Linked DNA regions of Homo sapiens: region 2 is linked to region 1. Evidence: read pairs that join two places in POLR2A ChIA-PET (ENCODE). Cell type or tissue: endothelial cell of umbilical vein. All regions are shown on one strand. Each heading gives the region's core, and the rest is flanking DNA. Links, peaks and the distances in the headings are about the cores only.

Region 1 (5,388 bases), core at 120-5,119:
TGTAGAGCAGACTTTGCTCTTTATTTGGTTTACAGTTTAACAAATCCTTAGATCAATGCCCTGTTTACCCCAACAGACTAAACTCCCAATTGCTCTAACCATCCAAGCTTCCAAGGGCTAGGTAAAAGCATACACTTTTGGGAGTCATATATAGTCCACTATGATTCTGAAGATTTAGGGGAGGAAAAGGCAATAGATCTCCTGGTCACAATGCCAAGTAAGATTTCACACTGTTGTCCTCCTCATTAAGGCTCACCAAAAACGGCACCTCTCAACTTAACTTCCTCCTCGTCAGTTTAGGCCCCATTATTCACTTCCCACAGAGCAGCTTGTTTACCTGAAGCACAGGGGGGCGGCGGCGATTGGGAAGAAGCAAGCAGTGCAAGTGAGCAAGTCCAGAGCACAAAGAAAACAAGGAGCATGCAGGAGAGCCCTGTGGTAGCTCCTAATGAGGCTGGGACAATCAAGAAAGTGTTCCCCTTTTGGCTCCTCCCTTTCCAGTTGCGCTGGCCAAGGTATTTCTTCTATCTGCTCCCTGACCCCCAGCTTTTTTTTTTTTCAACACAGGGTCTCGCTCTGTTGCCCAGGCTGGAGCACAGCAGCACGATCACGGCTCACTGCAGCCTTGACCTCCCAGGCTCAGCAATCTTCCCACCTCAGCCTCCCGAGTAGCTGGGACTAGAGGCATGTGCCACCACACCTGGATGTCTTATTATTATTACTATTTGTAGAAACAGGATCTCACTATGTTGCCCAGGCTGGTCTTGAAATCCTAGGCTCAAGCCATGTCTCACCTCAGCCTCCCAAAATGTTGGGATGAAAGACATGAGCCACCGCACCTGGCCTTTCTTATCAGCCTTTTTACGGGAGGCTCCGTGTGAGCATTAAGATATTTATTTTTCTCTGACAAACAAGAGCACCACAACAGGAACAGAAATCTAATTCAACTTCAATCACTGGATCACTATAAGACCTTGGAAAAGTCACTTCACCTTCCTCCCCAGCAATTCAATCTTAGGAACAGGAATCAGAAAAGTATTTGTCAGTCTCCTTCCCCATGGTGACAGGTGGATAATATCTCCTCCACCCTAAATACCTCGCAGGGATGGAGAAGGATGGATGAGCAGGCATTACAGCCAATATTCTACTCTCTGGCAATAAACAACTCACCTTTTGGAGGTAAACGGTCTCTTTCCAGGGCACCAGGGGATCATTTAGCACTCTGGAAGAAGTAATTTGCTCTATGGTTCTCTGGTGTCCTGAAAAGTGTAATCCACCTCCAAAAGGTGAACCCTTATATCCCAGAGAATTTGTTTTCTCTGGGATCAGAACGCTTTAATGTTTTCAGTTTCAGGAAAAGACACCACAGGTATCATTTTCTGGTCAAGAGAAGACTCTTCCCTCTCCCCGCCCCCTCTCCTTACTGATCATCCCATACTCTCTTCCCCTCAAACAGAAACCAGATGAAACCATCTGCAAACAACTTGGGAATGCTGTGTGTGTGCCTGCAGAAACTTAAACAAAAATCCTTTCTCAGCCGCGCCCCCCTCCTCCTTCCAGTGGTTGTTAAGGGCCCGGCGAGTTAATGGGAACTTTTCTCCTCTCCCCTCCCTCCCCCACTGCCCCTCTCCCGCCTGGGTCCTCAGCATTTGATTCCTGTCTGTCACTGAGTGATGAGGACAAAGGGTGAGGAGTCAGGAAAAGGTCTGCGCCACTTTGTTCAGAGTCTGGATTCGAACTTTGGATGAACCCTTCATCGGGGAGGGGGCTGGGGAGGAGGGGAGAGGCCGGCAAGGAGAAATCCGCTGCTGTTCTCGCCGCTGGAGCCTCAAAAAAGAGAGAAAGATTCTCTTTAAACAACAGAAAGGAAAAAAGAGGGTTAGGAGGGTAGAAACAGCCTCCCTCAGCCCAGTTAGGAAAAGGAGGGCATGGTGGGGGCGGAGGGATAAAGGGGGCTGAGCTTAAGAAAACAGAAGGCCGGGGCAACGCGCTCAAACAAGGCTGTTGGGCCCATGCTGTGGGCGGCCAGCCAAGAGCTAGTTTTGTTTCTTCCCCCTCCAGCCTCTCTCTCTCTCCCTCTTATTTTTTTTCCCCCTAAACCAAAGGGAATTCCTAATAAAGCCACAGCAGACTTGTAGAGAGCAAGGGAAAGGAAGAAGGAACCAGAGGTGGGGAAAAAAACAGATGAAACTCATTGCTTTCTGGAAGTCCAGAATAAAGAATATATATGCATATAAAATTATAGCACACTTCACCATATGCTTCGAAACTAAAAAAAAAAAAAAAAAAAAAAAAAAAGCTTAGTCCGGAGTGTATTTCTCTTTTCTCTTTTTCCTCATCTCTGTGTGTGTGTGCACTTACATATACTGGCTGGCAACTTTTACCGTGTGATTTTTTTTCCCCAAATCCTGTACTGTAGTTTTTAAAAAGCACTATTAACATACAGTTGAAGTCACAGCAAAAGCCAGTTTGTCTTCTTTGTGCTCAATAAAACCCAGCTGAAACTCTTTCACCTCCCCTTACTATTGATTTTTCTATTGTGCTCTACAGGCGGGTGTATCTCACTCACTCATCAGACTGCCTTTCATTCTGTGAACCTCTCTGACCGCATCTGGATGTGAGGTTTTTCAGCTCCCTGCGATGGGTATCCTTGCTTCATTCAATCATTTGGGGCCCGCATGCAACCATGCAGTCACTTTTGGTTTGGCCTCTGTCCTTTGGTCTTTGCCCCAGACTCTGGATTTCACTTCCAAAAAGATCAGGTGTCTATCCCAGCACAGAAGATGAGAGGTGACAAGGCATCCTTGCATCCTAGGGCTCTTTCTCTTCTCTTCTTGCATATAAAAATGGGACTTCAGTGACTGTGCAGGAGATTCAGAAAAGGGGTGGGGGATGAGAAGGAGGATCAGGGAGGAGTGTACTGCTGCAACATCTGGCACCTGTTCTACCTCTCCTGGGGACACCCCCTGGTGTGGCGCGTGTGAGGCTGTATGTGCCGGACTGCTGCAAGTGAGAACTCTGTGTCTGTGTGTGCCTCATCCGCACAAAACGATGTGAAGAAGAGAAGCAGATGGGTCAACAGGATGACTATTCATTAATCTTCTGAGAAACTGGGTTAGGAAGTGAATCCGTGTATTTAAAACTTCTCATTTTGCATTCCTATGAATGGGAGAATAAACTCTACACTTTGAATAAGAGTGCATGACATCCTTACTCTTAAAAAAAAAAATCAGACACACAAAGATCATCAGCTAACAACAAAGAGGCAGATAAAGTGCTGGGTGAGTATACACAATACAAAAAGGGCTCCTCACCCGACAAAAGGGAGTGCTAGAAGCATAGACCTGAAAGGGATCTTATTAATCATTCATATCTAACCCCTTCACTTAGAGATGAGACAGCCAAGACCCCCAATGTGTAAGCAACTTACCAAGTCACCACAACACTCTCCACAACACTCCCCTCTGGTGTTCCTTCTGTCATATACATTGCTTCCATGAAACTAAGGAATGGACTTAAGTTTAGGATAAGGATTACCAAAATCACACCCATACACTTTTTAGGAACACATCTACATAAAAGTGAAAGATAGCAGTACATCTTACCTGAAGATACAGCAGTAGTTGTAGCATCCTACATCCCAGTTATGTAAAACCGGGAATGAGAAACAGGGACACACACACACAAACAACACCCTATGCTGCTCAATGTCAAGCATGGGCTTGCTATTTCGCTGGTATACCTCGTTATGCATGACATCCTTACAACGCAGAGCTGCTGCTGAAATTGGGTGTGAGGTCGACATTCAAATCTCATTCTCCATATAAAATCCTGGTGGACTGTTGCCACTGTTCTCTCTGTGGGCAGATAACCTCTATTTTCAAGTTCCCTCTGCGGATAATGGTCTCGACTCACCATCATCTGACTCTCAATCACACCTCTCTGTTCAACTCCCTTGAGATCTCCAGCTCCATATTCACTGCATGCCCCACGAATTCTGTGTTCAACAGGATTTCTAAATCTATGCCATGTTCTAAATCAGCCCTCCACATGCCTGCCAATCTGTGACTTCTTTCTCTTGCTTTGATTTTATAAGCAATTGTGACAGTATAGGTTAACAAAGAAATCTTAGTTACATGGTGCTTTATAATTTACAAAGCATTTTACGCCCATCTCACTAGAGATTCACAACCTCCCTGGAAGTGGACAGGGCCTGGATAATGAGTGTAACTAGTGCCCCCATTACAGATAAGAAATTGTTCTGAGTGAGGTGCCCCCTCATTACCTATCAACTCAACATAGAACAGTCCAGTAATTGTTCCCTTGCATCATAATGCTGCTCCACATGGGCTCAGATGTTTCCATTCCACCTTGGAAATGAAAAGGGGAAAGCATGCATTTATTGAACATTCATCACGTGCCCAGTCCTGTGTTTGATGCTTGTTCTTGCAACAGGGATAACTTCAGCACGTTTACCATGAGCAGCTTCCTCTAGCACAGCAATGAAATACATGCACATGTGTCTTCTGCAGATAGTACACACCCCTTTGCTCTTCTTATTCCTATTTGTCTGAACACATTACAGCAATAAGTCAGTCCACCAATGTAAACCCCTAAACATAAGATGTGTGTGCCCATAGGACTATGAGAGCAATCACCTACATTTACAGTTCTTTCAACATGTGTGTAGTACAGCACCTATCTGTGAATATCAAAGTTGTACTGCCAGGTTCCCCAGTTGTTCTTCTCTCTTTTTTACTAAGTACTCCTGGAAAAAGCCATTTGTTGAATATCTGAATGAATGAATGAATGAATGAATGTCATAAGCACTACTTATTCAAAGGATGTTATACAGAAGAGGTGAAACTATATATTGACATTTATTTCATTAATTACAGAAAGGAAGGGGGTTCTTGTTTAAGAAAGGACTTCCCATGAACATTGGATGTAAAGAAAAAGTTTACAACCCAAAATGCTAAAAGCTTCTCAGCTAGACATACATTGTTATTAGCTGCCAAGATGCCCAAGTCAGGATGGCAGCCTTGGCAACTAAGAAGAACATAAATAAGAAATCTTAATAGATTGTGGTTCTACTGAGCAAGAAAGTGAAGCAACCACAGAAAAGAATCAGAGAAAGGAACTGGTTCTAGTGGTCTCTAAACCAAGCCAAAAGAAATGTTCAGGACATTTTTATTTAAATGCACTGGTTCTCAATGCCTGACTACCCCCCTCAAAGACTACAGTGAGATTCCTTGCCTGACACTGTCCCCCAACCCCAACCTCCCCAGACAAGTCTATAAATAGCAAAGCCACTAAAGCAAATGCTAAACTCAACACTGAGTGGGGCTGATGAGGAGGGAAGTTTGCAGGGAAAACTGAGTTTCTCAC
Region 2 (5,388 bases), core at 242-5,241, 320 kb after region 1:
CTTTCTTTCCTTTCTCTTTCTTTCTCTCTCTCTCTCCCTCCCTCCATCCCTTCTTTCCTTCCTTCCCTCCTTCCTGTTTCCTTCCTTCTCTCTCTTTTTCCTTCTCTTTCTTTTTTTTCCTCACTTTTTAAATCCAAGTTCCCATCTGATGTGTTTTTCTTCTGCTCTAAAGAACTTATTTCAGCATAGGTCTAGGAAGCATATGTTAGCTAGTTATTTTAATATGTTATCTTATATCTTGAATCAGATATGTTTCTGGAAATGGAGAATAGGCCAAGGGATAAGGCATTGAATTGAGAAGGTAAGCTTCAGAAGATATATGCTACAGAGCTTATCAATAAAAAAAATAGACTTGCTTAATCCAATAGTAAATACAGTTTCACTTTTTAAAATTTAGACAAATGGTGAAGGTCAATAGTTAAAGGCTGAAAATAATTTTTGAGCAAGCTTGTTATTAATGATCACAGGAAATATATTAAAATCTATTTTCATTTCTCTGCTTTTGTCTTTAGATTCTAATTAATTGTAGCCCTCACATTAGGGTACTCCAGTGTCCTAAATCAAAGATTATCACAGAAGTTACAATTCATGCCTAGTATAATATCGAAATACCTAGTAAAATGCAGATGTTCAACAAATATTGATTAACGGGCACATAAATGAATGGGTCAAAGTTTTAGTTTCTAAGTAGGCCTTGGAGAGGAACCTCCTTTTCTTTGTACACAGACAGAACACAAAAGACCTCAAAACATGAAATGACTTTTTTTCCTGTATCCAAGGAGGGAAGAGGGAGATTGGGGTTGTGGACACACAGTGTTTAATGAATTCTAAGTGAATTTTTTCTCTACATCCCTAAAGCATTATTACTCCTATTATCCACTTCTGAAAATTTGTAAATTGAATTGATTATTCAGAAATCAACTATTCATGTAGAAAAACAAACTTACTTTCAAGAAGTCAACTAAGAAAAACTTAGTTGGCATATAATAAGTTTGGCCTGGGAGAAAAGTTGGTAGATACAAATCTAGCAGCTTAATATGAATTTCTAATTATTGAATGTAACTGCCAAAATACTTGTTCCTTTTTGAAAAGGAAACATAAAAGAATCAAAGGGCAACATAAATAACTCATATATAATTCATAAGAAAACCCTGTTTAAGTGACAATGGTGCAATTTTCTTATTTGTTTCTATTCCTCAGGCTTCTTATTGGATTAATCTAAACAATTCTTTATAAAGCCTGGTTCTTCTAGTCAGTGCTTGCAAAGGATATATGGCAGCAGGTTTCCTAAAGAAATTTGCAGGGTAACCTTCCATAAAAACTCTAAATTAACCCTGAAACAAAACTTCAAATTTCAGAGAACTCAAAGCCACTAACCTATCTACTGCCACCAGAAATGCTGTGACCTTTTACGGATACAATATTACATTGTTCGACCAAAAGCAAGAAACTGCCAGTGAGGATCTTAAAAGCACCACTACTTACTGATCTATTCAATGTTATCCACGTGTTGATAGAGATCACAGTCAGAAGCATCATTGTTCATTCGTGTATAATCAGTAAGCACATAATTAAGTAGGATGCTCTTATGACTGATGTTAGAGCTACTTTCTGGACAATGGTCATTACTTTTTGTATAGCTCTAAAGAATATTGCAGAAAAAAATGCCTCAATGATCATTATGATGAAAGTTAAGCTTTAGGTATCTTGTCCAAGGTCATTACAATTGCGAAAAGTTTTATAATTTTTAGGGTGGGGAGGAAGATTTTCTAAATTGTAATAGTCACTTCACTACTTCTAAGGTTAAATAAGTTTCAAGTTTTTTGAAAACTTCATAATAATAATGTTTACAAAAATAATTAGAAGAACAAAAGAGGTCACTCAGACTGAGAGACATTAGAGTGTTTATATTTTTACAATAATTTTAGTAATTCTGTGCTGATAAACCTATCAATGCAATAGCATACAAAGCCTAGAAAGAGACCCATTCATATATAGAACACTTAGCATGTAATAAAGCTAGCATTTCAAATAAATGTAGACATTCCAATTAACGATACTAAGTAATTGAAAAAAATTAGGAATTTCAATTGTCTACATCAAATGATGTAATACAATTAAATTTTAGTAGTATTCAGAATTAAATGTAAACAAAAAGTATAAAAAAATAGCTAAAATATTAAATATTGGAAAGCAGGGAATGCCTGCCTAAGAATAATTATAAAATAAAACTAAATGGAAAAAAACGATAGATCTTAATTTAATTTTTAAAGAAACCATCTATGTAAGAATAGCTATAAATTTAAAACAAATAACTTGTATAATTTGTATAATTTTTATGAAAGAAGAAATATTTCTAACTTCATAGACAAAGGATTATTATAAAAAATAGAAAACATAAGCAAAAATACATGAGATACATAACAGCAATTCACAAAAGAAATAAAACAAGTAATCAACATATATGTAGGAAAGGTTTAATGTCACTAATAATCAAACCAGGGTAAATTAAAAATTCAAGTAAGATACTTTTTCACCTAATAAATCAGTGAAGATTTAAAAATATGATAATTATTGATTTTGGTGAGAGTGCAAAGAAATTTGTACCCTCATAAGCTGAGCAGAAGATAAGATAGACAACAGAAGATAGAATAGTTAAACCATGATAGGTACAGACTGAAAAATTCTGTATAAATATTAAAATTTAGGCTTTAGTAGTATATTTGATGACTGAGAAAATAGTGATGTTCAATTGTTGAGTGACATGTAGAATTGCCTTAAAATAATTTTATCTGTCACTGAAGCTATATTTATATTTCAGGAAGGATATATCCCAGTCATTGATTTTCTTAATAAGTTGCCCCATTTTCCAAGTTTAGCTAATTAACATTTATGTCTTCTATAATCAGGAATAGTCATTAACTGACACAGAAACAATTTGGAAGCATATGTAGCAAAAACATAAAAATTATTGCATCCAAATAATGATAAAGTAACAATCATTTAAAAAAATTATTATGTCTTCTAAATGTTCTATAATGAATATATACTTTTTATAATAAGATAATACCCTTGATAACCCTACTTATGTATGTATACACATACACATTTAACATGAAGAGAACTATAAATAAATATGCAAAGATAATTTTGATGCCTTGTGAATGGTGAGGTTTTTGATAGTTTTAATTTTCTTCCTTATACCTTCTGGTATTTTCTATTTTCTATATTTTAAAAATCTATTGTATAACAAAAAAGTAAAGGTTATTTAAGTATCTTTGCTAGGTTATGTTTAGATATTGCTTGATATTTATGTAGTAAAGTTTTTGTACTTATGCTGTAATTAGAAGCAGAGTTTCTCTGCATGAAAGTGGTGAGTATTTATGTATTTAAATTATTAGCAAATTAAAGCACCATCTAACAGCTTGCAATTCTTGCTGGAATGGAGATGTTAAATCCTGATGTGAAACAGGAGAGAAACCTTATGACTGCCAAACCGTTAATCACATAGGGCTCCAATGACAAGAGAATTTACTTCCTAGTTATTTTGCGCTTTCTGCTTCTTTTGGTGGCTGGAAAAATAAGAAAGACAGGAGCAGAAAAGTCAAAAAGAGTGGACAGGTGCTCATACATTTATTTAACTTTATTACATGAATGGGGACTAGTTGGTGGCTGACGTACATCAAAACAGCCTACAAATAATTGAGGAAACAAAAGCCAGCTGAAAGTTGAGTACAAGCTACTAGGAGGTCACTTAACCTCAATCTGGACTGAAATCGTAGAACAGTGTTAGGAGGAATTCTGACACAATATAAAAATTCCAGGTGAGTGGTAAAAAGTGACCCTTTCAACATTGTGTACAAAGCAAGGTTAGATTAAATAGAGATCGATAACTTTTGAAGACTAATTCAAAAAGAGCAAAATTATACTGAGGAATTGCCTTTCTTGGTTAACTTGCTTTGTAGTAGCATTAACACTTTTTTCACTTTTTTGTTGTTGTAAAATATATGTAACACAAAATCTGACATTTTAAGCCATTTTAAGTATACAATTCAGTGGCATTAATTACATTCATAATGCCATGCAACCATCATCGCTATCTCTAAAAGATTTTTATCACCACAAACAGAAACTTTCTAGCCTTTAAGCAATAACTTCTCAATCTCCCATACACTTGCCCTTAGTAACTTTTAATCTATTTTCTGGCTCTACGTATTTGCCTATTTTAGGTATTTCATGTAAGTAGGATCATATAGTACTTGTTTATTGTGTGTCTGGCTTATTTCACACAGCATATTTTCAAGTTTTATCCATGTTGTAGCTTGTATCACAACTTCATTTCTTTTTATTGCTGAGTAATAGTCCATTGTACGTATACACCACATTTTCTTTACCCATTCAACTGTTGTTGGGCACTTACATTGTTTTTACCTTTTGATTATTGTGAATAACGTTGCAATGAATATTCAATTATGAATGTCTGTTTAACCCCCTGTTTTAATCCTTTTGGGTATGTGCCAAGGAGTGGAATTACTGGGTCATATGATAATTATATGTTTACTATTTTGAGGAATTGCCTTACAGTTTTTCACAGTGACTACAACAATTTACTTTCCCACCAGCAATGTATTAGGGTTCCAACTTCTTTACTTACTTGGCAACACTTGCTATTTTCTGTTTTTGTTTCGTTTTAATTATTATGGTCTTCTAATAAATGTGAAACGGTAACTCATTATGGCTTTTATTTGCATTCCTTTAATGATTGATGATGTTGAACATCTTTTCATGTGCTTATTGGCTATTTGTATATCTTCTTGGGAGAAATGTCTATTTAAGTCCTTTACCTATTTAAATTTTTTTTTGTCTTGTGTTGTTGAGTTGTAGGAGTTCTTTATATATTCCGGATATTAAACCCTTAACATATATTATTTGCAAATACTTTCTCCCTTTCTAAAGGCTATCTTTTCACTTTCTTGATAGTGTCCTTTGATGCATAAAAGTTCTTAATTTTGATGAAGTTCAATTTATATATTTTTCCTTTCATTGCTCATGCTTTTGGTGTTATATCTAAGTCTTCATTACCAAATCTAAGGTAATGAAGATTTACTTTGGTTTTCTTTTAATCATGTTGTGGTTTTAGCTCTTATATTTCAGCCGTTGATCCATCTTTGAATTAATTTTTTTGTATATGCTGTGAACTAAGGATTCAACTCTGTTTTCATGTGATGAAAATCCATTTGTCCCAGTACCTTTGTTGAAGAGACTCTTCTTTCCCCATTGAATGAACTCATCACTTTTGTCAAAAATCAATTAGTTATAGATACATTGGTTTATATTCCATATATAACTCTCAATTTCCTTCCATTGGTCTATATATCTTTCTTAATG

Evidence for each region. ChIA-PET counts read pairs that join two places held together with the same protein. Peaks named below come from ENCODE experiments on the same cell type or tissue, not always from the same donor. Only the 100,000 strongest peaks of a DNase experiment are listed, where the experiment ranks them.
Region 2: POLR2A ChIA-PET joins it to region 1 with 10 read pairs; 3 of 35 experiments call an interaction of 5 or more read pairs at or near these places.

Annotation. Positions count from the first base shown.
Region 1 is chr1:164,585,384-164,590,771 of GRCh38, reverse strand. All of the region lies in intron 2 of PBX1 (PBX homeobox 1), which reads right to left. Among named protein-coding and RNA genes, the nearest start is that of PBX1, 29 kb to the right of the region's middle. RefSeq lists an enhancer at 1-139. In endothelial cell of umbilical vein, for the core only: no CTCF peak of the experiment used is centred there; DNase peaks (open chromatin) are centred at 1,741 and 2,021; H3K4me3 peaks cover 380 bases.
Region 2 is chr1:164,266,393-164,271,780 of GRCh38, reverse strand. No RefSeq gene overlaps it. Among named protein-coding and RNA genes, the nearest start is that of PBX1, 290 kb to the left of the region's middle. In endothelial cell of umbilical vein, for the core only: no CTCF peak of the experiment used is centred there; no DNase peak of the experiment used is centred there.